Regions from separate parts of the Homo sapiens genome. Here regions 2, 3, 4 and 5 are each linked to region 1. Evidence: chromatin contacts called from ENCODE Hi-C data. All regions are on one chromosome and are shown on one strand. The core of a region is the stretch at or near the end of the contact, and the rest is flanking DNA. Distances in the headings are between cores, read along the strand shown.

Region 1 (5,882 bases), core at 509-3,008:
AGAAGGCAAGAAATTGTGTAGTACATTTTTAAAATTTCCATCTCAAAGAGTCAATAAAATTTTCATTTCTAAAGAAGTATTAAGCTCTCAACTGTAAAATTACCCATTCCCTGAGGACTCCAAACAGCAGGGTTTTACTGCACAATCTTGTTTGCCATTTATCTCATTCTTAAAAATAAGGATGGTGTGTGTGTGTGTGTGTGTGTGTGTGTGTGTGCATGCGCGCACGCAGGAAGGATCACAAATTAAGCTTTCCAGGTGTTTTAACTCCAGGAATATGGGAACTTAACACAGTATTAAAGATATTAAAAAGTGTTAAATCATTTGTGTAGGTGAACAAACTCATAAAATTGTGTGCAACTATTGTAAAAAGCCTAAAATTTGAGCATTAGTAGAGTCCTTTAAGAAAAGTGCAGGCTTTGAAGTTATATTCAGACCTGAATTTAAATCTTGATTTTGCCATTTAGTTAACTGTGAATTTTTAGCAAGTCAATTTCATATAACCGAAACTCAATTTCCTTCTCTATAAATTGGGGGTAATAATTCCTAACTCACGAGGTGGTTGTATGAAGTAAGGAGAAAACATATGCAAAGTGTTGAACACAGTACCTGGGATAAAGCAGATGGGCCAACAGTAAGCAACTATTATTATACCCTAACCTTATTCTACTTTGTCCCCCAAATATTGGAAGAATCTAATCTTCCCAATTAGCAAGTCATTGGAAGGCTTCCCAGACTTATACGAAGCACAATATACACTATTCAAAAATGGAACAGACTAAAAGTATTTTAAAAATACAAAACCAAACAATCAATGAGATCAAGGATTTCAGAATTCTGCTTCTCGTCCCATATACTCAGCATCTATTCTGTCTGGTTTTGTAATAACCCATATTATTTCTTTATCAACCATATGAACCTTATTGTTGTTTTTTTGCGATCTAAACATCCCTAGCGGGTTATGTTACTTATTTTGAGGGCTACCTTTGCAAGGGTAATTGTCATCATTGCACGAAAACCAAAAAGAAATCAGGTACAAGGGGCATTTTATGCAATGCTATTAACTGTTCCATGCATCTCAACAGTGGATTGGATCCTAAGTGGATATTTTATTATCACAATAGATAATCATAATCACATTACTGTGCCACCCCCTCCCCGCCCATGCATGCGTTCATGAACAAAACTCCAGACTAACAGTATGAATGTTCTATAGGGACCCCAAAACTCAAAATGTGGTGCTCTCAGTAAAGATCCTCCGGGGGAAGAAGAGGCGGATGGGTTTCACTGCAAGTGGAAATGAATCGAATCGAAACTGTTCTGCCTACTTAAGACTGGAGATGAGCCCTGTGGGGCTAGAAGCCGAGACCGGCAGGTGACCGAGGGCCTGGAGGCAAGAGACGAAGGAGGAGGCACCCAGAGGCTGAGAAAGGTCTGTGCCGCCGGGGAGAAGACAGCCAGAGCCCGTGGCCACCTCTACAGCTGAGGTGGTAAGATGTGACCGCTCCGCCCAGTCCCCAGGATGGGTTTCAGCCCCAGGAGTCTGGGAGAACTGAGGAGGGGATGCGGGTCCTCGCTGGTCGAGCAAAAGTGAGGGTAAGGGAGGGTTCCCCGTCGCCTTCAGAACGGAATGATGCTGTCCCCGCCGCCATCCCGACGCCGGAGGAGAGGAAGGCAGGGACCCAACAGGGAGCGAACAGGTTACCTGTCTCAGCCGCGTCCCACGGGTCACCACTTCCGCAGACTCGGGGTTACTACGGGCTACCCCGGCACGCGCCGGGTGACGTCATCCACACGCGCCCGGGGCCGCATTCTGCCTGACCCGCCTTCCGCTAGGCCCGCCCCCTTAGGATGAGAGGGCGAGACCGCCCGGGGGAGATCTGCGCAGGCGCGGAGCTGCCGCGGTCATAGGAGGGCGCGAGCAGCTTGGCTGGCTAGGGCTTGTAGAGTTGCCCTGGTACCCTAGTATTCCTAATTGCAAAATCTTTATGAAGCTTAAGAAAAAAATCACCAGCCTGGGCAACCTGGGGAGGCCCCGTCTCTACAAAAAAATTAAAAAATTAGCCGAGTGTGGTGGCGTGCACCTGTGGTCCAGCTACTATGGAGGCTGAGGCAGGAGGATTGCTTAGGTCCAGGAGTTCGAGGCTGCAATGAGCTATGAACGTGCCACTACACTCCACCCTGAGCCACAGAGCAAGACCCTGTTTCAAATAAAATTTAAAAAAAGTTACTGAAATACAGATGTGCAATTTTATTCCTTAGCCTAGTCTCACCTCTGCTGCATGTGACTATTGTTCACATATTAATTCCACCACAATTTAAGGTCCTCCTGTGTGCCAGGCAAGCACCCTTAACAAAAGCTGGGGAAACAACCAGGAACAAGACAGACGCTGTGCCTTCCCTCATGGGGATTACTTTCTAGTTGAGAAAGCAAACATTAAATGTAGAAGGAAAGGCCGGGCGCGGTGGCTCACGCTTGTAATCCCAGCACTTTGGGAGGCCGAGGCAGGCGGATCACAAAGTCAGGAGATCGAGACCATCCTGGCTAACACGGTGAAACCCCGTCTCTACTAAAAATACAAAAAATTAGCCGGGCGAGGTGGTGGGCGCCTGTAGTCCCAGCTACTCGGGAGGCTGAGGCAGGAGAATGGCGGGAACCCCGGGGGGCGGAGCCTGCAGTGAGCCGAGATCGCGCCACTGCACTCCAACCTGGGCGACAGCGAGACTCCATCTCAAAAAAAAAAAAAAAAGTAGAAGGAAAATAAGTTGCTGAGAAATTAAAGGAAGACAGGTGACCTTTTGATTTGAGATGTCAAGAAAGTGCCCTCTGAAGAGGTTCAGTAAACTGAGAAGCAGCCAACTCTGTGGAGAGCTAAGGAAAGAACAGCCAAGAGAAGAATCTACATGTGAGCAAGCAATAGGGAAGGGGCAGAATGTGGTGCCTTGGAGAAAGTGAGAAAGTAGGTCATGGGAAGAACAGAGGATGAGATCAAGAAGGCAAGGAGAGTCCCCATCATGCACAGACTCTCTGGGTTCCTGTGAGGAATACGAGTTTATTCGAAGTGTAAGGGGAAACTAGTGAAGAGTTATCAACACGTAAGTGACAGGATCTAGTTTTATAACATCACCCTGCTAGCTGCTGTGTATACATGAAACTTTTGAGAAACAATTTAAAAGGATGCAAAGAGAAGAGTTGCTTTTGCAATGAGCAGGTAAGAAATGATAGAAATGGACAAATTTCAGGAATAATTCTGAGGTAGATGTGACAGACTTGGAGATGAGTTTAGATAAGGGAGATAAGGAAAAGAAAAGTGTCAAAAATAATTCTTAAATTTGGGGCCTAAGCAAATAGCTGGATCATATAGCTAAAACAAGGTTTGTTTCACCTCCTTTCAAACTTGATTTCTTTGCTTGTTTCCAAGTCAGTCCTCTAGGTTCTCCTGTCACCTATCTTTCCTCAGTTTCTATCACTGGCTTCCACTTTCCCTTTTCCTGAGCTCTTTTTTCCCTTGGCTTTCTTAGGCTCCATCAGAGGCTGCAAACCCCAAAGCCTACAGCAGCCGGGCAGTTAACACAAAGGAGTGAAGCCCAGGGATAGAGACTGTGGTGATCTGGAGCTCGTGGTCCCTACCACAGCTCTGTTGATTTTTGCCAACCAGGAATGCTGACCCGGTGATGTCAGATCCCCTGCTTAAAAGATAATCGAGGGCCGGGTATGGTGACTCACGCCTGTAATCCTAGAACTTTGGGAGACTGAGGCGGGCAGATCACAAGGTCAGGAGTTCAAGACCAGCCTGACCAATAAGGTGAAACCCTGTCTCTACTAAAAATACAAAAATTAGCCGGGCGTGGTGGTGGGTGCCTGTAATCCCAGCTACCCAGGAGGCTGAGGCAAGAGAATCGCTTGAACCCAGGAGGCAGAGGTTGCAGTGAGTCAACATCACGCCACTGTGCTCCAGCCTGGGTGACAAAGTGAGACTCCATCTCAAAAAAAAAAAAAGAAAAAGAAAAAAAAACACCAATCGATATACAGATATTTACATGAAATCTCACAAATTTTAAACATTGCTCACTAATTCACATTTTATTAAACTTCTGTTTTGGACCAAACAAAACACATCTGCTGTCCATATGAGGCCTGCAGGCCTGCACAAACTTTGCCTCCTTGATGTGTATTTTCCCAGGGTGGTGACTTTGTCTCTTGTCAGGTGACTACCACCTGTAAGTTTGTAAGCTGACAATTCCCAAGTCTATCTTTCCATTCAGACCTGTTTAAAAATTTCTTATTCAGGCCGGGTGCGGTGGCTCATGCCTGTAATCCCAATGCTTTGGGAGGCCAAGGCGGGAGGATCACCTGAGGTCAGGAGTTCGAGACCATCCTGGCCAACATGGTGAAACCCCGTCTCTACTAAAAATACAAAAATTAGCTGGGCGTGGTGGCATGCACCTGTAATCCCAGCTACTTGGGAGGCTGAGGCAGGAGAATGGTTTGAACCTGGGAGACGGAGGTTGCAGTAAGCTGAGATCATGCCATTGCATTCCAGCCTGGGCTACAGGGCGAGACTCTGTCTCAAAAAAAAAAAAAAAAAAAAAAAAAAAACTTATTCAAATATCCAGATTCCACTTAAACATCGGGCTAGCATTTAAAAACCTGAACTCGTCCTCTGTCCCCACCTCCAAACCTGACCTACTCATGTATTTTTGTCTGAGTTAATAGCATCAATATCCACCCAGTCACCCAAGCCTGAAATCCAAGATCATCCTAGACTTGTCCCTCTTTGTCATCCCACAGTCCAATCAGTATTTATCACACCTGCTCATCACCTCCATCCTTAATAACTCTTGCACTGGCTCAAGACTTCATCTTTCTTGGGAAACCTCAGTTTTCTCACTTATAAAATGAGAAGATGGAACTAGAAGATTCCTAAGATGTATTTATTTCCATCTTTATAGCCACCAAACATGTCAGAATAGTTGCCTGGAATTTGGGGTTTTATCTCATTGGGTTTTTTGTTGTTGTTATTTTGCCTGGCTATTGTTATGCCAAGGATATTGTGACCAGGTTGACAGGGAAAACTGGACTTGATAGAAATAAATACAAAATGAAATTAACAGTGGCCAAAACTGAACACAATTTAGTTATAAAATTAAAACTGACTGAAAAATAACTGCTGATTGGTAACATTGAAAACAGGAAAAATTGGCCGGGCGCGGTGGCTCACGCCTGTAATCCCAGCACTTTGGGAGGCCGAGGCGGGCGGATTACGAGATCAGGAGATCAAGACCATCCTGGCTAACACGGTGAAACCTCATCTCTCCTAAAAATACAAAAAAAAATTAGCCAGGCGTGGTGGCAGGCACCTGTAGTCCCAGCTGCTCAGGAGGCTGAGACAGGAGAATGGCGTGAACCCGGGAGGCGGAGCTTGCAGTGAGCCGAGATCGCGCGACTGCATTCCAGCTGGGCGACAGAGCAAGGCTCCATTTCAAAAAAAAAAAGAAAAGAAAACTGGAAAAATTGAGAAAAACAGACATGGTAAAATGTGTCACTTATTTTAAATTGATGAAAAAATCAATAAAATCTTTTTGACAAGATTTAGATCTACAAAGTTTCAGCGGAAAAACAACTGGTCTTGGTTAATTAACCACAAAAGAAAACTCATAATGTCAGAAACTCTAATGACTATAATTTGTCATGAAGTCAAAAAATAATGCTAAATTGTAACTTCAATGGGAAGCTTACATGTAAAAGAACTGGAAATGATTCCAGTGAAAATAATTCTAGTGAAGTAGAAAAATGAGAAACAGTTATATAAATGTTATATAACAGTTTGTATGTAATATAAAATTTAAAACATAAAATATTAAAATGAATTTTTTATAAA
Region 2 (6,284 bases), core at 3,754-6,253, 2.6 Mb after region 1:
ATAGTTTGTGGCAATTTGTTATGGGAGCCCTAGAAAACTAATACAGATTTTGGTACCAGGAAGTGGGTGCTACTTTAATAAATACCTCAAATTGTGGAAGTGACTTTGGAACTGAGTAATAAATAGAGGTTGGATGGTTTTTGAGGTACTTGAGAGAAAAGTCATAGAATTTCTTGAAGAGACTGTTAGTGGAGTTATGGATTTTAAAGGCAATTCTGGTGAGGGAACAGAAGGAAGTGAAGAGCATGGTAGAGAATTCTTCCATCATCTTAGAAATGTATATCTCATCATGAGCAGAGTGTTAGTAGAAATACAGATGTTAAAAGTGGTTTATGTTGAAGGCTAAGAAGGAAATGAGGAACATGTTACTGGAAACTGAAGGCAAAGTGATCCTTGTGACACAGTGGCAAATAACTTGGATGAATTGTGTCCTTAGGTGGACAGCAGAATTTGTAGGCAATGAACTTGGATATTTAGCTGAGGAGATTTCTAAGCAAAGTGTTGAAGATGCAGCCTGGTTTCTTCATGCTGTTTGTAATGAAACAGAAAAGGAAATAAGCAAATTGAGGAAGGAGCTGTTAAGCAAAAAGAAACAACACTTGATGATTGGGAGCTTCTCGGCCTATTCAGATTGCAAAAGATGCTAAAATTGGGAAACTCACTGTTGGGAAAGTGTACTCTGGATACAGGGCCGAGGGTGTGCCTAGACAATATTGTGCTGAAGAGATCTGCTATACAACTGATGGATCCCTCAATTATCTCACGGATCCAAGGATAGATCCAGCGTTATCCAGGAAAGATCTGTGGGGGTTCTTTTATCTAATGGCATGGATCCCTGTGACATACATGGGAGCCTCAAAAGTTCTTGAGAAGGTTGTACCAGAAGAAACACTGTCAGCTTGGCCTGAAGGGGCTGAGACAGGACAAAGTGAAAGAGAGGCTGTCAGATATGCACAATTCTTCAGGCAAGAAGAGGACTGATAGAACTACTCAGGTATCAGCATGTGCTGCCCTTCAAGAAAAAGGAAGAATCACTATGAGGACAGGGTCATGGGCACAGGGGTAGAGGCTGAATGTTCAAGAGCAGAGACCTACCAAGTTGCCATGAGCAAAGAGGCCTATGAAGCCATGAGCCCAAAAGACACAGCTTCAAGCCACAGAGGATTATTCCCAGACCTTGAAACCAAATGACTTTGCCTTGTTGGATTTCTAACTTGCTTGGGATTGATGACCCTTTTATTCCTTCTAATTTCTCTGCTTTGCAGTGAGATTGTCTATCATATACGTGGCCCACCTTTGTGTTTTCGAAGCAGGTAACTTCTTTTCTAGTCTCACTAGTCAATAGATGCAGAGGAATTTTGCCCTTGCATAGCTCATACCCATAGACTCACCTACACCTGATTATTTATATGTGAATATTTGAGACTCTTTGAATTAATTTTTATGATATTTAGGTGAGAGTTAAGACTTTTGGAGATGTTGAGACGGAATGAATGTATTTTGCACATGAGGCAGATGTGAATTTGGAAGGCCAGAGGTTGGACTATAGTAGGTTAAATGGTAGAGCCCAAAAAGACATGTTAACATTCGAATCAGGGAATAGAACCTGGGAACATGGCCTATTTGGAAAAAGGTTCTTTACAGATGTAACTAAGTTAAGGCTCTCGCTGGAAGAGGCAAAAAAAGTCTTCTCCCCCCAGAGCCTTTGGAGGGAGTATAGCCCTGTCAACACCTTAATTTTGTACATCTGGCCTCCAGAAATGTGACAGAATAAATTTCTGCTGTTTCAAGGCACCCAGTTTGTGATCGTGTGTTACAGCAGCCCTAGGAAACTGATACAGAGGCCAAGCAAAAGTTCCAAATCAAGCAAAGTCCCACGGTGTATTCCTTCCAGTTATCCCAAAATATAACAATCCCAAAACAGTGGCTTAGAACAATAACAATCGTTTATTTTTGCCCACACATTTGGGTGTCATCTGGGCTTAGCTAGGCATACCTCACTCAGGGTCTCTCAGTGGTGGTAACCAGATGGTGGCTGGAACTGGAGCCACCTCGAAGGTGTCGTCCCTCACACGTCTGGTACCTGGACTAGTAAGACTCAAACAGCCAGGGACTGGGGCAGCTGGGGCCCCTTAGTCATCTCTTTCCCCTTCTATGTGGTTCTCACATGATCTTTCTACATGGCAGCTGTATTCTCTTATAGAAGCTGCCACAAAGATATGCCTTTTGATGAGTGTGTAAAAGAATTTGCAGATAGTACCATTGACTCAGAATTGCAGAGAGTATGGTGAAGTTCACCCCTCAGAGTTGTCTTGCTAAGTAGGGCAAGGAAGCTGCAATATTTATATCCCAGCTACCATCAGTAATCCACACTGGTAAGTACTGCCCAGGAGAAGATACATTCTCAGATACTTCCAACTCTCCAGGAGAGCAGGAAACGTGGGAATGGCAGCCTTCAAGGGGGTCCTCTGAGAAATGCAGGCGTGGCTGCTGGAAGGAAAGCACCCGGGGGAGGAAATGCACGCAAGCACAGGACTGTGAGCAGAGCACTGACACGGACTCCATATCGCCAGCTTATGTGGAAATGTAGCACATAGTGTAGCGGCATCATTATCTGGGGTAATACCTGAGGTTCATTGTCCCACAGCCATGGAAAACTAGGACGCGACACACCACAGTGAGGTTAAGAGCAGAAGTTTAATAGGCAAACGAAAGAGAAGAGCTATCTGTGCAGAGAAAGGGGTCCCAGAGAAAATGGGTTGCCAGTTCTGCGGTGAAACGCACAGGGTTTTATAGATGAGCTTGAGGAAGTGGCGTTTGATTTACGTAGGGAATGAAAGACTGGTTGGACCAGGTGTGCCATTTGCATAGTGCATGAAGAAGCTGGCCTTCCCACCCTAATATTTTATTCTGCAGATGGCTTCTCTACCTGACTGATGCCATGTTGCCTGTTCCTTCACTGTACACGTGGTGACAAAGAAAATGGAAGATGGAGTCTCCATATTGAACATACCTGGCTTCCAGGTAGTCTTTTTCTATCGGCACAACTGCCAGCATTCTCCCGTGCACTGCCAGCTTGCTTATCTATGTTTGTAGCTCAATTTTTCAGGCTGCTCTTTGCAAAAAAGAAATAATTTTGGGGTTGCTTTTTGTTCAGAAAGAAGCTCTGCTGAGGACTCTCTTACCTTCACTATCTGCCTAAATAATTTCTTTTTGGCTCCTGTATCAATAGCACTGGTACCATTTCAGAATTCTGGGGAAAGTCAGGGTTACTCAAATAAATGGCACTCAAAAAATTGTTATTCCTTTAGAAAAAAACATAATTAAGTCCCTTAACTCTCATTATCCAAAAATATAGTTTCCAGAGTAAAGAGCTAATTGCAAATAACAACAAACTGCTGCAAGAATGGTTGGAAACCATAGATGTGGTGAAGAAGGCCTTTCTAAGCAATATGCAGATCCAGAGGCAAAAAACAGACTGAAGCACTACATAAAATTTAAAATTAAAGTATGATGAAAGAGCAGAAACAACTAGGCGGCAACTGAGCAAAAATATTTTTCACATATGAAACAGAAAAATATAAGATATTCAGAATGTATAGAGTTCCTACAAATCCATAAGAAGGCAAAAATAACCAATAGAAAAATGGATTAAGAATATGAATTGGCGATTCATACAGTCTATAAATGCCAATAAACATATAAGAAGCTGCACAACCTCATGAGTAACCAGAAGCATCAATAATAAAGGATAGTGAGGTATCATTTTATCTCCATTAAACTGGCAAATTTTTTTAAAAGATTGATAATATCCATCATGGACTAGAGCATAGAAAAACTTCCAAATTATTTTAATTGGTTGAGCCATTTTGGCAGTACTTATCAAAATTAATAACGTGCATAGTCTTCAGATATATCCCATGTTGAAAAAACTGGTCAGAAAAACTCCAACATGCACAGAAAGATATACACACAAGGAACATCGACAGTTATGGCAGCATTATTTGTAATAGGGGAAAGGTGGGAACAACATAAGTATTCACCAATAGGGAAACGTTTACATAAAATGGAACGATGAATATACATAAATTATTCCATGGAAGTCTTCAGCCATTAAATATGAGATATATTAGGAAAAAAATGCTAGAAAAAAAATTTAAAAAAAGTTGTAGAAAAGTCTTGTCCCTATGATCTCAATTATATTTAAGAAATCCAATCCAATTAAGTATGTGCGCGTGCATACTGTTTGCATATGCATTGGAAGGCTCTAAAAGGTTCTTTACCAAACTGCTATATGATTTAATACCTGCAAAGCCTTGGCCTATGTCTGACAAAACAGGAAGTGCTATATGGGTTGGCTATTTTTGTGTATAATTATGCATTTCTTAATGATAATGCATTGCTGGATTACTTATGCTACTAAACGTAAACGTATTGGCCAGGCGCGGTGGCTCACGCCTCTAATCCCAGCACTTTGGGAGGCCGAGGCAGGCGGATCACCTGAGGTCAGGAGTTTGAGACCAGCCTGACCAACATGGAGAAACCCCGTCTCTACTAAAAATACAAAATTAGCCAGGCGTGGTAGCCCACGCCTGTAATCCCGGCTACTCGGGAGGCTGGGGCAGGAGAATCGCTTGAACCCGGGAGGCGGAGGTTGCGGTGAACCGAGATCACGCCATTGCACTACAGCCTGGGCAACAAAAGCGAAACTCCGTCTCAAAAAAAAAAAAATAAAGTAAACGTATTGCAATCATTTTAACTCTCTGCGCCCAGCTGATGACCAAGTGTAAGGCCCGTTCATTACTACTTTCTCCATCCTGAATCCAGCAGGGAGGGTAATAGGACACAAGGTAAACAATTCTTGGAAAAACTGCGGCATCCCACCTGACCCCGTCCAGCCTCCTGTCAACCAGTGCGCAAGTGCGAGTAGGCGGTGCCCAGCGCTCCGCCGCCCCGCCCTCTGCGGAGGTGATAACGACACTGAGCAGCGACGCGCACTTTTGGGACGCGCTTGTGACCCGCCTTCCGGAAGGAAGCGGCTAACTATGGCGACCGCCACGGAGCAGTGGGTTCTGGTGGAGATGGTACAGGCGCTTTACGAGGTGGGCTCCGCGCCATTAGCGGTCCGCGACCACACCCGGGCCCGGGGAGGGTGGGAGGACGCGTGTGGATTTGTGGCCTGAGACCTCGGCGGGACTGGCTCGGTCACGCCCAGACTCGGTGCCTCTTGCTGGAAGGACTGCCGGGAGCTTCTAGTCCCAGCGGTTGAGTGTAGGGAGGAACGGGCGGGGGCGGGGGCTGGGACTGAGGGTCTCGGTTTGAATTCTTATGCTCCGGGTCCCCTGGAAGCTCCGGAAAGGAACACGTGTAAGGGGACGCAGGAGACAGGTCTGCAAAAACCAGAGTTTAGACGGACGATAAAACGGAGTGGTGAAAATGAGTGGAACACCTTCGTCTGGGAAGGTCCTAAGGAAGTCAGCTCTTTGGAACTACGGTACAGTTCGTTGGGGAATAAAATTGTAATAAATTGGAGTTTGTTTTTGTCGAAAAGAAATCAAGTGACTTAGGATTTGTGAATAAAAAATAGTTTGTCATTCTTCTGCGTACATCAGTTTTCTGTCTTATAAAGATACAACTAGTTTAGTCGATTTTTATTTATTTATTTTTGTTTTTTTTTTTTGAGACGGTGTTTCGCACTTGTTGCTCAAGCTGGAGTGCAAGGGCGTGATCTCGGCTCACTACAACCTCCGCCTCCCGGGTTTAAGCGATTCTCCTGCCTCAGCTTCCCAGGTAGCTGAGATTACAGGCATGTGCCACCATGCCCGGCCAATTTTGTATTTTTATTAGAGACGGGGTTTCTGCATGTTGGTCAGGCTGGTCTCGAACTCCCGACCTCAGGTGATCCGCCCGCCTTGGCCTCCCAAAGTGCTGGGATTATAGGCTTGAGCCACTGCACCTGGCCGTAGACTTTTAAAGGAAGAATAGTTAAGAGTTTTTTGAAGCCTAGTTATTTCAGATACATAAGATAATAAGAAACCAGAATGTCAATCTTAGTGTTCATTCATTTAATAACTGAGAGTCCCCGTGCTGTCTTGCAGAGCTATTCATTGGGCACTGAAGAACTTATTTTATTTTATTTTATTTTTTAAAGACAGGGTTTCACTCTGTCGCCCAGGCTAGAGTGCAGTGGTGCGATCAGCTCACTGCTGCGTTGACCTCCCAGACTCAAGCGATCCTCCCACCTCAGACTCCCGAGTAGCTGGGACCACATACCACCATGCCCA
Region 3 (6,118 bases), core at 3,077-5,576, 2.7 Mb before region 1:
TAAATTCACAACAGCTTTTGGTAGTTATATGTTTAATTGACCAATGGATACTGCAAGCACAACTACTAGTGTATGAGGTTTCACGAAATTTTTCTAAAGCTACAAAAAATGGCCTCATACTTGAGGAGACTGAGAATCAACGCTTGACCACATGGTTGCAATCTGTAAATTAAGTTCCCTCCCCCTGCCTGCCTTTTTAAAGTATGCTATCTTTCATGGAGGACTATAACTCTCTATTTGCAAACAACTTTTTGAAGGGAAGGGGAATCCCTTGGAGTATAAGACTGTGGGTCTCCAAGCTGGTGAGAAGCAGTTAAATGCAGTAAAACCTGGAAGGCTAAATGTGATTGTATTCAAATGCACGACTTGCCAGTCTGATTTCAATTCCCACATTAGCAACATCACTTCAGGCAGTGAACGAAAAAGAAAGTGTAAGCTTTAAAAAAAATCGTCATTATTTTCTAAACTATATCACTTTGGAAATGCTCTGAGTTTTGTTACGTGGCTCATGATGACTTTTTTTTGAAACTTTCGGAAGATGGCAATTATACTCTCAAGGTATATAAGAATACTTTGTTCTAACTATAAAAATAAAGTTTAATATCTTAGACATCATCCATTAGAAGCATAAAAGAAAGTATATCATAGGAATTTCAACTGGAGTGCAGTGGCGCAATCTTGGCTCACTGCAACCTCCGCCTGCCGGGTTCAAGTGATTCTCCCGCCTCAGCCTCCTGAGTAGCTGAGACTATCTTTTTTATGCTTTCGTGCTTTCCTTTTTTTCTTCGCTTATACCCAGTTAATCTTAATTATCCAAGACACTAATAATGCACATGAGGTGGGGTGGGGAGTTGGGGAGTGATGACAATCTTTAGGGAAACAAAATTTAAATAATTTAAGTGGCCTAAAATAATTCTCACTCTACTTCAAAACTGCATTTTGTAAATTCACAGCTTTTCTCTTTACTATACCTGAAAATGGCCCAAGGAAGTCCTATTCTGAAGAACCTGGTTTTGGTGTATCCCAGATAAACGCCTTCTACCATTGATTGATCCTCCCTGGCTCAGTCATTTGCATGTTATCTGCTTCCTCTAACTACTGGTGTCAAAGGCCTTTAGCTGAGCTAGTCTGGCTTCCATCCTATGCCTTCTCTTTTCTAAGTTTCTTCTTGCTCAACTATTTCCAACTGTATGATTTGGCTCATCTTCCTTACTACATTTTTCATGTCATCAGTTTAAGTTGTCGAGTGGCACTAAATCTTAAAACAAATCAGAAGAATTATTAGGGTAAACTGAAAACACCAAGTAATCTCTCTTAGCTTCTTTTAGTTAGATGTTCAATTTTGAAGTATCTGGATATCTCTTTAGGGCATATACTTCTAATAACTAACTGCCCTTCTCCTTGAAGACACTATTTTAGCAACAGCGGGAACTTAAAGTCCCATAATGTCTGTGCTGACACATTTTAGGCATCGTCTAGGCTAACCCAAGCTCCTTATCTTACAAATCAATAAACTGAGCCTCAGAGGGAAAATTTTTTCCTAAGATCTTTACCCAATAAATGATTTCTCACCTTGCGACACTTTTAAATGCTCTTTTCTTTCTAATCATAGTCTGTTACCACTTCAATTACTCCTTCACCAACCGGTTTTTAAAGGAAAAAGATGATTAATACCCTCAGATGATGGTATACTTCCTTAAGAGTTTTTTTCAGGGAGTTATCTTTTTTATTCTTGTGATCTCAAGTTCCAAATTATTCGTGCATTTTAACTGCATACCACGAATGTACGTAAGTAAGGGATTTCCATAAGTCTACATACTAGACGAAAAAACCCTGAGATAATAAAGTGGCTTAGTAAGGAGTTTGTGTCTTAATCCTAGTTCCGCTACTGATTACCTGTGACAAGTCACTTCAGGTCTCTTTTTTTCACAAGGAAGATAAGAAAGGTGGGCAAGAGCCATGATTCTCAACTTTCCTTGGATTCACTGAAGGCTGAAATAAGGTCCAAATATGTAATGAAAACCGAGTTTGCTTACTCATGACAAAGCTGCACAGGCTAAAATGCCAAGCTTACTTTGAAGTCACACTGGGTAGCTTGCACTGATCAAGTTCTGATTGGCATATATACATGTCTTCAACTAAAAATTGCAAAATTAATTACTTTTAGTTTGAAAGACAAAACTGTAAACATATTTGGCTTACAGGGAAATAATGACAAGAATGAAGCTTTCAAAAGTACAGAGGTGGGAGTGGAGGGAGGAAAAAGCAGGTTTGGCACAAAGAAACAACAGTTCACGTAAATATAAAATTTCACCAAGGAACTTCTGTGAAAGTGTCCAGATGCAAAGCACTCTATGTCAAATCTCAATTCTTGAAAACAGCACTTGACAAACACAAATTAGGCACTCGGGGTTGGATTATATTTTTTCTTTATATTCACATTAAGTATCCAGCTAGATTATATTGCACAGAGAACTTAAAAGAGGGGTTCTGCAAGGAGTTTAAAATCTCTTGATGCACAATACAATAGTTCATTCAGCCATGTTCAACCTGTACACTTAAAAGGGCATTAGCAGGGGATTACACTTCATTTTCAATCTACAGAGACTGAAATCTGAAGGCACTGCCAACTGCTGCCTCACAGTCTCACCGTGCAACTACCAAAGACGGAGGCTGTGTGCCACCAAAGGGCCCTGGATTGGGGCACAGGAGATGTGAGTGCTAATCCAGCTGGCCCCAGGGGCAATTCCCTATACCCAGAACAGTACTTTGCACGTAACTGATGCTCAATGAATGTCAGCTGAGAGGAAATGCAAAAATATCCACCATGTGCCCATTTATATTATATAGTAAACACAAAGATCTTTGTGTCCCTGCCCTCAAAAAACTAAAATCCAATTATGTAAAACATGGACCGTTTGTTGGGAGGAAGAGAGTGAATACTGCTTGGCAATTATTATGAGGCAAAGGATATACAGTGGTTATCTTGGAAAAGCCTTGCAAAGTAAGCCAGGTACCTCTATTTGACACATAGAAAACCAGGCTAAGAGAAAGCATGTAATTTGTTCAAGATCACACAATTTGTAAAATGAGAAGCCCAGATTTCAATCCAGGTCTGCAAAGTTCACATTATTTGCAGTATGCAACACATTCATACACATCAAGGCAGCCCAGGACGAGACAGGGATTTGGGTCCAAGTTTTACTTCTGCTATTAAGCTGTTGCCTATCTCTCTAGAGAGAACATTTCTCTGCATTTTTTTCACCGGCACGATTGGAGAGCAGAGAGGTGTTGGTAGGAGGGTTAATGAACTAGATCTGTGGTTTTTTGGTTTGGTTTGGTTTGGATGGGCGGTGATCAGAATTCTTCTGGGCCAGGACTTGTTCTAATGTGGTTGTTTCCCTTCCCTGCTCTTAGAAATTATTTGAGAATGGTACCTTTAGCTATTAATGGAAATATACCTCTCAAGTGAATGGGAGCAGAAAGATATGCCGGCTCCAAGCTCCCTCCTAGCAAGCTGAAGCTGAGAGTCTGACCCTGCTGAGGGGATGCTACTGAAAGTTGAGAGACAACTTACTCACGGATCCATGTTTCCCTCCCAGCTGGGTGCTCTGTACCCACTGGGTGCTCCTCGTTTGAGAGAAATGGGGATGTGTGTCCTGCATTACTTAAGCGGCCTGCCTGGGGCTCGTCTCCAGATTATAGAGACCTTCAAGAGAAGTTCGTGGTGTAAAATACTTGGGTTCAAATAGGGGAGCGCGGACATCCCTCGCTGGGGGCGGCGGCTGCGGCCTGTCGCGCCGGTAGCGGGAACCACTTCCTGGTCCGCATCTCCCGCCCGCGTCCACACCCCGCTGCTGCATTTCCCCCACGGCGCAGAGCTTCCGAGGCGGCAGGAGGCTCCGTCCGACTCCCGCGTGAACGCCCGGCCCGGAGCAGGGTCCCTTCAGAGATTTAAAACACAACGCTCTGGAACTCCAACTCCCCCGGCGCCCAGCCCGGTTCCCAGGCGTCGGGGCGGGGGCAATCCCCTGCGGCTGCAGGGAAAAGGCCCCGAGCCTGTTGGAGCCCCCGGCCCTGGCCGCGGTCCCACCGGTGACCCAGGTGCGCCGCGCCCGCCCGAAATCTCGTCCGACGTCGCCCGGCACCTGTCGCGCCCGGAGCCCGCAGGACCTGCACTCACCTCGTTCCGGGGGCCCACGGCCCGTCCCCGCGTCTCTGGGCCCAGCTCCTGCCGCCGTCTCCGCCAGGGGCCCCGCCGCGGCCGCCGCCCACTTTCGGTTTCCCCGCACCACCGGAGCCGCCCCGCGGCTTGGGAATCACCTCAAGCCCCCGCCCCGCCCTGCTCGGCCCCGCCCCGCTTCGCCCCGCCCCGCTTCGAGGGCAGCCTGGCCTCGGCTCTGCGCACGCGCGGGCGCTCCGGCCGCGTCGGCCCACGCCGGCGTCCGCGCGTGGGAAGGGAAACCGTCGCCACCTAGCGGTTTCTGCGCGTGCCCACGCACCGGCCGGCGGCGGAAGACGCCTGCGGGGCGGGTGCGGGAGCGCCTCCTGGTGGACAACGCAGGTACGCGCGGGCCGAGCGAGCCGGGACTCAGCAGGGGGCGAGGGTGGCTCCTTCTATGGGGCTCACCCTCCTTCCAAACAGTTCAACTCCTGCACATTATTTTCTTCAACATCTGGAGCAGTTACTTTTTATTGCCCTAGACACACACTCTGTCCGCCCATATCCTTCAGGCCTTTCTCAAGCATTACCCTTTCAATGACGGTGGACACAGTCTCTAACATGTCAACCTCCTTCCTTGACTTTCCCTATCCCCATTCTCAACCTTATTTCTCCTTAGCACCTATCTAGCACACTATATGTATTTTACTTATGCTTTTATTGTCTGCTATCCTTCTAAAATTAAAGCTCTGTGAGCACAAGGATTTTTGTTTGGTTCCTTAACCTATTCCCAGAGCCTAGGATAGTGCCTAGCACACGATCAGCAATAAATATCTGTCAAATTTATTCATTCACTCTAAAGTTATTGAACACCTAATAAGTGAATACTTATTTATTCTGCACATTAATTCCACCAACACTTATTGGCACCTGCTTTGCATCCCTGCAGCCAACATTGAACACTTCTCTGCACCATTGGATATGCATTTACTGAGAACCTGCTGCTTATTCAACCGGTATTTTATTACAGCTTGACTGCCATGTATAAGACATACAATAAACTGAACGTTTAAAATGTACAGCTTGATAAATTATGCATTTACTGAGAACCTGCTGCTTATTCAACCGGTATTTTATTACAGCTTGACTGCCATGTATAAGACATACAATAAACTGAACGTTTAAAATGTACAGCTTGATAAATTATGCATTTACTGAGAACCTGCTGCTTATTCAACCGGTATTTTATTACAGCTTGACTGCCATGTATAAGACATACAATAAACTGAATGTTTAAAATGTACAGTTTGATAAGTTTTGATATATATATATCACTGTGAGACCATCACTGCAATCAAAATCATGAACATATCCATCACCCAAAAAAGTTTTACTGTGATCCTTTGTAATTCTTATATCTTGTCCCTCCCTGTCACTTGCCCCCTCAACTGCTCACCTGCTTTCTGTTGCTATAGATTATTTTGCTTTTTCTAGAGTTATATGTAAAACTTTTATGTATGGAATCGTATGTACTATCCTTTGGGGGGCTGCCTGGCTTCTTTTATTTAGCAAATTATGTTCATCCATGTTGTTACATGTATCAATAGTTCATGTCTTTCTATTGCTGAATGGTATTGTAGGGATGTACCAAACCTACCACGCAACCCAGCAATTCTGCTCCTGGGTATTTACCCAGGAGAAATGAAAGCAGATGTCCACACAAAAACCTGTACAAGAGTGCTCATGGCAGTTGTGTTGGCCGTAGCCCCACATGGAAAGAATACAAACATCCGTCAGAAGGTGAATGGACAATCAACTAATATATATTGAACACCTGCTGTTAAATAACAAATTTTCATGGATAAGCCTGTGCTTATAGAGCTTTTGATTCAGTGAAAAGATGCAGTAGGCAATACAAAGAAAAATTGGAAGTAAATCTGGAAAACCTGATATCCA
Region 4 (5,490 bases), core at 2,298-4,797, 2.1 Mb before region 1:
GGCCAGACATGTGCACCTTAAAGAGAGACTGGAACTTGCAGACGGCCTCTAGAAAGCCATAAAGATATTTACTGTACTATTATGTTCTGGTAGTATACTTGGAAGATAACTGCCAAAAATCACCAGAAAAATACTTTTCAATTTATGAGCAGATTATTACAAGAGCAATTTACCAAGACCTACCAATGAACAATGAAAACTATGAACTGTTATTCTAAAGCTAATAGAAAGATGTGGTTTTCATGTCCATTTCCATCATCTGCACAATGTAACCTTTAAAAATATTTCTTAAAGTGTTAAGTTTATGGGAGCAAAAAAATATTGAAAAATTATCAGAAAGTTCACAAAAACCTTACAAACTCACATGTCATCAGATTAAATGTTCTCAGAGAGCCTGCAGTTTTTCACACTCCCTGCAACCTCATGGTCATCGCTCCACAGCAAGATAAATGGGTGACAAGACAATCCTCTTCTAGTTTGGTTGGACAAATGTCAATATCAGCATAACTTTCAAGTCTTTCTATGTAAATCTGCAAAATAGAGCACTGGCCTTTGATTTAGCTTAGTTTGAGTGCTGTAATAAGAACTCTTAGGAATGACAGGTTTCTTCTGGTTTTGACCAGAAAGTAAGTGCCTTTTATTCTTATGTTCTACAGAGACTTTGCTTGATCAGGCAGAGCAAGAGGCCATATCACAATCATAGGTCAGATACTTCTGCTACCTACTGTGCCCATAGAAATGTACAGCCCAGTTTTAGTCACAAGAATGATGGTCATCTCAGCCAAGGGCATCATGAAAAGAGGCAGTGTTGTCACCTTCACACTCATAAAAGGCAGCACACACACAGGCCCAGTGTGGATTTAAAGTCATTCAGTAAATCCTCAAGTGCCTACCACATGTAATGTCTGACACCTAGCTGGTAGGCAGATGGGAACTTTACAAGTACGTCAAGCTTGAATATGTAAAACCCATGTGATAGTGAGCAAATGTTAATCTTTTCACAAAAACTTACCCTTCTATATAGGGCACTAGCTTAAAAAACTGCGGTCAAGAGAGCCCCCCAGTGGCTGCTGTGCAGAGCAGCATGGCAGGCGCAGGTCTCTGAGGTTGTAAAACATTCCCCATAGTCAGTTGTTGGCTTGATAAGGAATGCACGTGTATAAAGAATGGTCCTTCTTACAGCCCCTATTTTTCACATCTTCATGATCACATCATAAAAATTGTTCTGTCTTACATCATCTGCAACTTAGACAATTCTGTTGGTTTTAAGGTGGAAACAGCTGCCAGTCTATGTATCCCTGGGATTCCTCTAACCCTGCTAAGCAGGGTTACTCATGAATTACTTTACATCTATCAATCATCTGTCCTACAAAGAACTGGGCAAACCTTCTTGGAAGGCCAGAAGGTTTTGCAAAAGCTTTAGGAAAGGGTTATGGCTGAAGGCAGCCTGATCCTCTTACCTTGAGTTAATAGTAAAAAGCAAATAACAAGGGAATGTAGAGGAGTTTATCTAAATAGCTTGTTTTCTCATTGTTGTCCTAAGACTGACCTTTGATCATTCGCATGCAGGACTGCTCTCTCTGGGGAGGGCGGGAGAAAGGGAGCAGAATCTCTGTAAAATGTGATGTTCAATAACCATTTGTTTTTGAAAACATTTTTGAGGTTGGTAGCTTAGATCTGGCAATGTTCTCCCATCTAATAACCATCAGACAAGAAATAAACTTGCTTAGAATAAACTTTTTTCCTTTTGTTTTGATTTAAAGAGTTCAAGTAGCTCATGGATATACTCTTCTGCAGAGCACCCTCTGAGGTAACAACACCTCGCAGCTCACCTTTAATCTTTACTCAGCTGTTCACTTTGCCCAGAGAGTGGGAGAAAATCTTCACAATCTATATATCTGACAAAGGACTAATATCCAGAATCTACTACGAACTCAAACAAATCAATCTCATCAAAGAAAAAAAACAAACAATCCCATCAAAAAGTGGGCTAAGGACATGAATAGACAATTCTCAAAAAAGATATACAAATGGCCAACAAACATATGAAAAAATGCTCAACATCACTAATGATAAGAGAAATCCAAATCAAAACCACCTTACTCCTGCAAGAATGGCCATAATCAAAAAATCAAAAAATAGTTGATGCTGGCATGGCTGCAGTGAACAGGGAAAACTTCTACACTGCCGGTGGGAATGTAAACTAGTACAACCACAATGGAAAACAGTGTGGAGATTCTTTAAAGAACTAAAAGTAGAACTACCATTGGATCCAGCAATCCCACTACTGGGTATCTACCCAGAGGAAAAGAAGTCATTATATGAAAAAGATACTTGCACATGCATGGTTATAGCAGCACAATTTGCGATTGCAAAAACGTGGAACCAACCCAAATACCCATCAATCAACAACTGGATAAAGAAACTGTGGTATGTATCTGATGATATACTACTTAGCCATAAAAAGGAATGAATTAATGGCATTTGCAGCGACCTGAATGAGATTGGAGACTATTATTCTAAGTGAAGTAACTCAGGAGTGGAAAAACCAAACATCGTAGTTCTCACTCATAAGTGGGAGCTAAGCTATGAGAATGCAAAGGCATAAGAATAACACAATGGGCTTTGGGGACTTGGCGGGGAATGGCGGAGGGCAGCGGGGCAAGGGATAAAAGACTACAAATGGGGTGCAGTGTATACTGCTCAGGTGATGGGTGCACCAAAATCTCACAAATCGCCACTAAAGAACTTACTCATGTAACCAAACACCATCTGTTCCCCAATAACCTACGGAAATAAAAAACAATCAGCAAAAAGCAAGAAAATTCGTTAATGCGCATGGAAACCTAAGATAATTAACATTAAATTTAAATATGTTGAATCAATAAGAGAATTCGGCAAGAAGCAATGTTAAGGGATAAAAACCAAAAGCTTTTCTCTAACACCTGCAGCACCGGGCTCGACCCGCCTTAGAACCCTCACGCCTGGGGGCGCCAGGACAGGGCTCACAGGTCAATGGGTCGGGTAGGCTGTAAAGAGACAAGGTGGAGGTTCCAGGTTGAAAATGTATAAAATTGTAAAGTAAATTCAAAGTTATATCATTTCAATGCTAAATACTTCAGTAGTGATCCCTTTTTTTAAAAAAAAAATTTCTACAAAATTCTTAATTTTTTTTCACAGTTCACAAAAGTAATGGTACTTTTTTTCAATATTTGCAATTCCCAATCCATATTCAGCTTCCCAATTGTCTCCGAAAGTCTTACGGAAAAAAAAAATGTTGGTTCAACCGGGAACCAATGGAGGGCTACTCTTTGTATTTGTCAGTAGCGTTTAAGTTTTAACCTTTAACTTCTCCCTGTTCTTGGAGAGCCTGAGCGGGAGACTTCATAAAAACTCCATCCCCGCCAATTCTGAATCGCCGAAACGTGAGGAGTCACGTCGAAGGCGGACGCAAGAGCTTATGGGAAATGTAGTCCTGAATGAGTCTGGTTCGCCGCGCAGCACTCTGGGATGGGGCTCCTGGGCTCCTTCTGCGCCTGTGCAGCCAGAGCCCCGCCTCCTCATTTGGGTTCTCGAGACTCCCGGGAAGCGGTTTGGGAAGCTCGGGGGTCGGCTCGGAAAGTAGAGGGGGCGCAGCTGGGGCGGGAGGACAGCGTTTGTGCCCGGAAGCGGGAGAGGAAGCGGGAAGTTTGTGGGATCCCCGCCCCCTGTGTCAGTGGATGCGACCGGGCGGGCCCTCGGCCTTCCCGGCCGCTGGAGAGGGACTTCGGCCGCTGGCTCCCGGGGCGGCTGAGGCTGAGCGTTGGTCCGGAGCAGGTGCCGGGTGCGGGCCGCGGTGTGCGGGACCGGAGCCCGGCGCGAGCGGCGGCGGGGGTGGGGAAAGCGCATTTGTAACGCGGGCGACAACGTGCCCGAAATCCCCGGACGGTGGGTCTGCATCGAGACCCCGAGCTCTGGAGCTGGAAAAACCCGGGTAAGTTCCATCTCTGTCAACTGGAAGCCGAGGCGAATGTAGGGACGTGGATGAGAGTCAGGTTTCTCATCTGAAAGTGAGGGTATTAATAATGACTGCTTCATGGCGTTGGTTTAAAACTTTAAGTCACCACCTGTAAAGCAAACAGCCGACTGTAGGCTACTAAGCCATGAGCGGACTGCTGCTGTTATATTTAGAAGACACTTTGTTCCATTCGTTGGGTGCCTATGTATACCTCACAACCACATCTGCATTAAATATAACTGAGGCTCAGGTCACAAGCTAGCAGTGAGGGAGCTGGGGTTCAAAGGCAGGTGTGATTTATTTCCCGTTTCAGGCGCTAATATCACACCTGCCTAAAACCAGCATTGCAGCCTTCACAGCACTTAGCAGAATGTCATGTCCCCAAATACTCAGGGAGTGGATGTAGATGGAATCTTACCATGTGTCAAATGTAGTCTGGATTTCTGGTGTGTCTTCAGATCTCTTGGGTCAGACAGGTTCCTGGCCCCTTCTGCATTGTCAGGGTGTCTCTCTTTTAAGTCTGATGTAAAGAATTCTAAGAGTCAGATTTTTGCCACTAACATGGTTTCTCAGGTCAGGTCGCAGGCTCCTTGAACAGAGCAGCCCTTGCGAGGTGGGAAGCAGGGGTCTCTGTGAACAGTTTTACCTGGAAGAGAACACCTCTCAGACCTAGGCCTCCCTCCCGAGCTTCAGAGCAGAGGCAGAAGAGCCCACAGAGGAGCAGATCCTAGATGTGTATGGTCAGAAGCAGTTCTTGATCCTCCTTCCCAGAATGAGCCAGACTTGGTGAAGCCTCCAGAAGCCACCACACAATGGGTGACAGTGGGTGGTTTGGGCCAGCTTTGAGAAGAGCAAAATGGGCTAGGTGGTGGCCAGGGACAGGCTGCTCAGGAAAGGCCACATCATTGCATAGGTCTGAGGGTAGGGGTAACCGGAGATTCTGTCCCCAGATCCCAAAGTAGCCCCCAGTCGCTTTGTTCTCCACTCTTTACAGATGCCATACTGCTGTTAACATATGTGACACTGGAGACTTTGTCCCTACCTCATAGAATCCCATGCATGATGATACATGAAGGGTTTTCCGTGGCTATCTACTTCTGATTCTTTTGAAAGCTTTAAAGACATTGGGCATGAAAGGTTCAGTGAGTTTCCGGGGATCCCTCGTTTGTGGTAGAGCCAGGAGGAAAACAGTTCCGTTCATTCTTTCACAGGTGAGTCACCAAAAGCATCTTATCCAAAGGGCCTTTTGAGAAATACATCCCAGTTAAAACATCTAAAACTCTTTGCCTTAAAGTATCTCATCTCTTTTATAAGACTTTCTGTGGATTGTCTATACCAAGGGTAAATAATATTACTAAGAAAAATAGTTAAATGATGCACACTGAATATTTTTCTGCTAAGTTAATTTTGTGTTTTGGAGACAGAGTCTCATCCTGTTGTCCAGGCAGGAGTGCAGTGGCACAAACATGGCTCACTGCAGCCTCTACCTCCTG
Region 5 (5,966 bases), core at 2,595-5,094, 2.1 Mb after region 1:
AAGGAAAATTCCGAACACACATAAAAATAGCAAGAGTAGAGTAAGAACTCATTACTTGGTACTCCACAATTACCAATGCTTTTCCACCCTGTTTCTGGATACTTTTCTTTTTCTTTTTTTTCCAGACGGAGTCTCACTCTATCGCCCAGGTTGGAGTGCAGTGGCACAATCTCAGCTCACTGTAACCTCTGCCTCCTGGGTTCAAGCTATTCTCCTGCCTCAGCCTCCCAAGTAGCTGGGACTACAGGTGCCTGCCACCACGCCCGGCTAATTTTTGTATTTTTAGTAGAGACAGGGTTTCACCATATTGGCCAGGATGGTCTCGATCTCCTGACCTTGTGATCCGCCCGCCTCATCCTCCCACAGTGCTGGGATTACAGGCGTGAGCCACCGTGCCCGGCCCTGGATAGCTTTTCAATATGGTTAGAAGACATTTTCATTTTACTTTTCTGTTCTCTTCTCCATCCTTCCTTCTTCCCTCCCTTCCTCTATCTTTCCTTTTTAACACAAAAGGAGAAAGCACTAACAGTGTTGGCAATCTATATGGGACCTAGATAGAAGAGCATAACACATCTAATTAAATTGCTCCCTCTCTTGGCTCAGACTGCCATGACAAAATACCATAGGCTGTATAGCTTAAACGACAGACATGTGTTTCTCATGGTTCTTTTCCAGCCTTCTTTTCTTCCAGCCTCCTCAGATGGGAACCCTCTCCTCTGCATTCCCACTGTTCGTCCCCATATTTGTTTCTTTTTTCTTTTTGAGACGGAGTCTTGCTGTCACCCAGGCTGGAGTGCAGTGGCAGGATCTCAGCTCACTGCAGCCCCACCTCCTGGATTGATGCAGTTCTCCAGCTTCAGCCTCCCAAGTAGCTGAGATTACAGGCACACGCCACCACATCCAACTAATTTTTGTATTTTTAGTAGAGACGGGGTTTCACCATGTTGGCCAGGCTGGTCTTGAACTTCTAGCCTCAGGTGATCCGGCCATCTCGGCCTCCCAAAGTGCTGGGATTACAGGCGGGAGCCACCGCGACCGGCCCCCTATACTTCTTTCAAAGCACCCGAGTTCAGGAGGGGAAATGGCATGGTCTGCCCAGGTGCTGTTGCCTGTGAATTTAAAAAGAATGATAAAACCAAATTTGGATTTAAAAAACCTTTTTTTCAGACAACATCTGGCTCTGTCACCCAGACTGGAGTGCAGTGGTGTGCTCTCAGCTCACTGCAACCTCCACTTCCTGGGCTCAAACAATCCTCCAACCTCAGTCTCCTGAGTAGCTGGAACTACAGGTGTGTACCACCATGCCCAGCTAATTTTTTTGTTATTTTTTGTAGAGATGGGTTTCACCATGTTGGCCAGGCTGGTCTTGAACTCCTGAACTCAAAGTGATCCACTCACCTGGGCCTCCCAAAGTGTTGTAATTACAGGCGTGAGCCACCATCCCCAGCATGAATCTGCTTTTTATCATCACCATATAATGGCAATTTTAAAGTATCAGGGATATAATACACCTCCATGGGGGAAAAAATCAAGATACAGAACATTTCTAGCACCTTAGAGGTTTCAAGGAAATATTTTAATGCTTAATATATTATTTAATCTCACCCCAACTCTCCTTTTTGCAGGGTGCTGAGGAACTCAACTGCAGTCATGTTTAAGCTTCCCTGGCCTTGTGGGGGCGTGGGAAGGACTGAATTTTGTGAGCCCTAAGGTCCTCTCTCTCTGTTGGGAGCTACTTACCTCCAGGAGTGGCTGTTTCTGCCCCCATTTCTCAACCATCCCTGTGGAGGGTCCTGAGCCACCTCCCACCCAGCTTCCCCACCACCCCCCCCCCACCGCCTCCTTTTTTCTCTTTCAGACGGAGTCTTGCTCTGTTGCCCAGGCTGGAATGCAGTGGCACGATCTGGGCTCACTGCAACCTCTACCTCCCGGGTTCAAGTAATTCTCCTGCCTCAGCCTCCCGAGTAGCTGGGATTGCAGGCGTGCACCACACACCCAGCTAATTTTTGTATTTTTAGTAGAGATGGGGTTTCACCATATTGGCCAGGCTGGTCTCAAACTCCTGACCTCATGATCCACCGCCTTGGCCTCCCAAAGTGCTGGGATTACAGGCGTGAGCCACCACACCCAGCCTCCCCCACTTTTTTTTTTTGAGACAGAATCTTGCTTTGTCACCCAGGCTAGAGTGCAGTGGCTTGATCACGGCTCACTGCAGCCTCAACCTCCCGGGCACAAGCGATCCTCCCGCCTCAGCCCCTCAGCCCTACAAGTAGCTGGGGCTACAGGCACAGATACCACACCCTGCTAATTTTTTGTAGAGACAGGGTTTCACCATGTTGCCAGGCTGGTTTGGAATTCCTAAGCTCAAGCGATCCGCCCACCTCGGCCTCCCAGAATGCTGGGATTACAGGCATGAGTCACCATGCCCTGCCCCAGCCTCCCTTTTGAGGCCTAAAATGGAGGAAAGAGATGCTCAAAGCCTTCAGCTCATTTTCCTGAGTCACTGGCCTGATTTCACTACAATTCCCAAGGCCTGGCAAGGTGCCCAGCCGTTCTCAAAGTTGGGTCTGCAGGTCCTCTCTTTGTGAACTACATAACTGCAGATGTTCTTCACAATGTGTATGTCAACCAATGCAATATATTGCAGCAGACCGAATGCCGAAGCACATGTGAGAACCTATTAGGTCAGATTTTAAAAAGATTTGCAAAAGTGTAAAACAATACCACTCCTTTATTTTGGTGGTGGGCGTGGAATGTAATGTTTACTTTTTTTTTTTTTTTTTTTTTTGAGATGGAGTCTCACTCTGTCGTCCACGCTGGAGTGCAATGGCGCGATCTTGGCTTACCGCAACCTCCGCCTCCTGGGTTCAAATGATTCTCTTGCCTCAGCCTCCGGAGTAGCTGGGATTACAGGCCTGCGCCACCATACCTGGCTCATTTTTGTATTTTTAGTAGAGACAGGGTTTCACCATGTTGGCCAGGCTGGTCTCAAACTCCTGACCTCAGGTGATACGCCCGCCTCAGCCTCCCAAAGTGCTGGGATTACAGGCGTGAGCTACCGCGCCCGGCTGTTTACTTTTAAACGAAACAACAAAAAACTTTAAAGCATTTTAACTTAGAATGTGGTAACATCGATAGCTGTAACCCACATTAGCAAAAGCTTGGGGCCCTCATTTTTATGAGTATAAAGTGGTCCTGAGACTACGAGTTTGGGAAATGCGGTAGCTCTACGAGGCGGTGCCATTCTTGCCGCCGCATCAGTGAATTTAGGAGAAGGAAGGTCGTTAGCCCTCTGCCTCACCGCCAAGCAGGAGCCTTGCGCTCCAACTGCGTCCCTCGAAGTCTTCAGGCAAAAGCGGGACTGGGGAGTCCAGTCCTGTGGCCCAGCCACATTTCCTCGCGTAGAACGTTGGACAATGTTTTCTACCTCACAGGACCATCCAAATGACTGCGTTAGGTATTCCCATGAAATGTACGATGAGTACACCCTATTCTACAGAAGCAAAAGCTGAGGCTCAGAGACGCCAAGAGGTTTGCTGGGGTCTCGCGACTAAGCGGTCCCAACACCCAGACACCCTGGCTACCCGGGGACTGCCGGTCACTACCGGGCGCCGAAAAGCCGCCGGCTCCTTCCGCCAGCTACACATCCGGCGCCGAGGCCGGAAGCTTCTCTTCCGGCTCCCAAGACCGCGTTCCGGAAATGAGTCGCTCTACCAGTACCTAAGATGGCCGCCGGCCCATCCACCGTCGCGATCGGTGTGAGGAAAGTGTCACGAACCCGGAATTGCCCGACTCCGTCATGGCAGGCGCCGGGGGCGTGGCTTCCGGCGGCCACAGCTTGCTAGTCGCCGCGGCGGGGTCGAGCGGGGGCGGCAGCTGACAGGCGCTCCTCCCCCGACCGCAGCGGCTGGTTCCCAGCGAGGCGGGCGGCCCCCAGCTCGCGTCCCCGAGTCCTAGCCCGCGAGGCGCCAGGGCTGCGCCTGGGCATGGAAGAGGGGAAGATGGACGAGAATGAATGGGGGTACCACGGAGAGGGCAATAAGAGCCTGGTGGTGGCCCACGCGCAGGTGAGCGGTGGACGTGCGGCGCAGGTCCGGTACCTCACTCCGACGGCCGGTATCACCCCGCCCCCATTATCCGTTTCCTCAACAGGGTCGGTTCCACGTCCCCCCAGTACCTTCCTCCTCCCCGGCCGGTCTCCGGAATTCCCCCACCCTCCAGCATCCCCCCCTACCGCTTGGGTTCCTCATCACCCCAGTATCCCCTCTCTACTGGGTCAGTCTCCCATTGCCCCAGATCCTTCTCCTGGCCGGTCTGTCGTCCCCTCAGTATTCCCGTTCCCCGTCAGAGTCAGTTCCACATCCCCCTCCCCGCCCCGTCGGTGCCGCGCTCAGCCTCACGCGGTGCCGCCTCCCGCCTGGATGCCCGCCGGACTGCCAGGCCGCAGTGGGGTGGAGGCTTGGTTGGGACGGAGGGCCCGGCCAGCACTGGAGGAAGAAGCAGAGTGCCCACAGTGCTGTTACTCTCAGCACCAAAAGAGTTCAGCCTCGTGAGACTACGGAATTGCTGTGCTGTTAATAGTAAGGGGATGTTGTCCACAGGTCCTCTTCTCAACCTTTTAGAATTTGAAGGCTTTCACCTGAATTCAACGAGGGTGAAAGTTTTAGAAACTGCAGTAAGATCTCGCAAAGGTGAATCCCAAGAGTGAAGCGTGTGGGTTTCTGTGAGGGCCCAGATCTCTCTGACCTTTTGCTGTCTGGTACAACCACGCAGGAATGTGGCCGGCTGGAACGGGGGAGGGGGGTGAGGGAGGCGAGGATAGGTGTCATGTAGGGAGGAGTTAGAGCATGGGTGTTAAAGGCACAGGAATCTCAGTGTCTACATTTGTGAAGTGGAACTAGTAGTAGAATTCACTTTGTGGGATTGTTGCAAAGACCAGTTACGCAGGAACCCATCAAGTTATGCTTAGCAAGTGATAATTGTCATCCCTTGGACAGATAAATAAAGTGAAAATCAGAGAGGTTAAGGGCATTGCCCGAGTCGAACAGCTTGTCAGGGATGATGTAGGCAGTGGAGTCCTGCCTTGCTTCTGTTGTTCCTATGCTGGGTGCATTGGTCAGCTGTAGTGTAAGCTGCAAACACCCAGGTAGCCCCTAGGTTGTGCCTTTGGATTTTGTTGCTCATTAGCACAGGGAACTAAAGAACAGAGACTACAAGCTTTGCTCAAGATCTTTAGGTGAATTAATAATGGACCAGGCTAACCTAAAGCTGTCCTTCTCTTGTGTAGTCCACTATTGGCAAAGTGAGGGATGTTTCTGCGTGAGTCCTTTTGTTGTTGGGTTACTGTGCTGATCCCCTGAATCCTTTCCCAAAACAAATACTAATCTTCCAATTCCTTGGTAAGATTAGATGTATCTCTGCATTTTAGGTAAACCTAAGACTTTTCTTTAGTGAGGGCTGATACATTAAATTTCAAAAGTAGTGGCAGATGAAGCAGCAAGTTTCAGGCTTGGAGCAAAAGGACACCCATGTTGAAAGAGCAGAGGCTTTGACGCAGTTGCCTCTGGCACTTGGATCTCTCTGCACGTTCCAGACAAGTATGTGTCCACCCCCTTCCCTGAGTAGGCATCTCCAGGGCAGCCTGGCCCTACCCTGTTGCACAGCTCTGATTGTAATGATTGTTTATTTTTATTTATTTATTTATTTAGAAACGGGGTCTCACTCTGTTGCCCAGGCTGGAGTGCAGTGGCGCGATCTCGGCTCACTGCAACCTCCGCCTCCCAGGTTCAAGCGATTTTCCTGCCTCAGCCTCCCGAGTAGCTGGGATCACAGGCATGCGCTACCGTGCCCAGCTAATTTTTGTATTTTTAGTAGAGATGAGGTTTCACCGTGTTGACCAGGCTGGTCTCCAACTCCTAACCTCAAGTGACACCCACCTCAGCCTCCCAAAGTGCTGGGATTACAGG

Evidence for each region. A loop is a pair of places that touch in the nucleus more often than their neighbours do. Pooled maps may share reads with other maps.
Region 2: a loop to region 1 is called in a map of CD4-positive, alpha-beta T cell, with 6 times the contacts of the local background. The contact joins the promoter of SPTLC1 here to the promoter of AOPEP in region 1. A Hi-C loop is called at or near these places in 2 of 168 maps with a recorded cell type or tissue (CD4-positive, alpha-beta T cell and naive thymus-derived CD4-positive, alpha-beta T cell) and 9 of 50 pooled maps.
Region 3: a map of CD8-positive, alpha-beta T cell shows a loop between it and region 1 (13-fold over the local background). The contact joins the promoter of TDRD7 here to the promoter of AOPEP in region 1. A Hi-C loop is called at or near these places in 3 of 168 maps with a recorded cell type or tissue (CD8-positive, alpha-beta T cell and naive thymus-derived CD4-positive, alpha-beta T cell) and 7 of 50 pooled maps.
Region 4: a map of CD4-positive, alpha-beta T cell shows a loop between it and region 1 (10-fold over the local background). The contact joins the promoter of ZNF782 here to the promoter of AOPEP in region 1. A Hi-C loop is called at or near these places in 2 of 168 maps with a recorded cell type or tissue (CD4-positive, alpha-beta T cell and CD8-positive, alpha-beta T cell) and 8 of 50 pooled maps.
Region 5: a loop to region 1 is called in a map of CD4-positive, alpha-beta T cell, with 6 times the contacts of the local background. The contact joins the promoter of IPPK here to the promoter of AOPEP in region 1. A Hi-C loop is called at or near these places in 2 of 168 maps with a recorded cell type or tissue (CD4-positive, alpha-beta T cell and naive thymus-derived CD4-positive, alpha-beta T cell) and 8 of 50 pooled maps.

The regions. Positions count from the first base shown.
Region 1 is chr9:94,722,575-94,728,456 of GRCh38, reverse strand. AOPEP (aminopeptidase O (putative)) reads right to left here and starts at 1,758. Exons shown (of 17, transcript NM_001193329.3): 1 at 1,706-1,758. RefSeq lists enhancers at 1,487-1,966, 1,489-2,031, 1,977-2,146.
Region 2 is chr9:92,114,132-92,120,415 of GRCh38, reverse strand. SPTLC1 (serine palmitoyltransferase long chain base subunit 1) reads left to right here and starts at 5,003. Exons shown (of 15, transcript NM_006415.4): 1 at 5,003-5,102. The coding sequence starts at 5,046. RefSeq lists an enhancer at 4,441-4,500.
Region 3 is chr9:97,410,304-97,416,421 of GRCh38, reverse strand. It overlaps TDRD7 (tudor domain containing 7), which reads right to left and starts at 4,326. Exons shown (of 17, transcript NM_014290.3): 1 at 4,184-4,326. RefSeq lists enhancers at 3,480-3,739, 3,344-3,843, 3,844-4,345 and silencers at 3,681-3,975, 4,060-4,269, 4,290-4,639.
Region 4 is chr9:96,852,571-96,858,060 of GRCh38, reverse strand. ZNF782 (zinc finger protein 782) reads left to right here and starts at 3,547. Exons shown (of 6, transcript NM_001001662.3): 1 at 3,547-3,973; 2 at 4,992-5,208. RefSeq lists silencers at 3,775-3,844, 4,125-4,214.
Region 5 is chr9:92,668,009-92,673,974 of GRCh38, reverse strand. IPPK (inositol-pentakisphosphate 2-kinase) reads left to right here and starts at 3,844. Exons shown (of 13, transcript NM_022755.6): 1 at 3,844-4,067. The coding sequence starts at 3,987. It overlaps LOC107987095 (a long non-coding RNA gene), which reads right to left and starts at 3,613. Exons shown (of 2, transcript XR_001746837.2): 1 at 3,302-3,613; 2 at 1-1,109. RefSeq lists enhancers at 1,847-2,016, 2,274-2,568, 3,323-3,372, 3,383-3,832, 4,573-4,742 and a silencer at 3,873-4,052.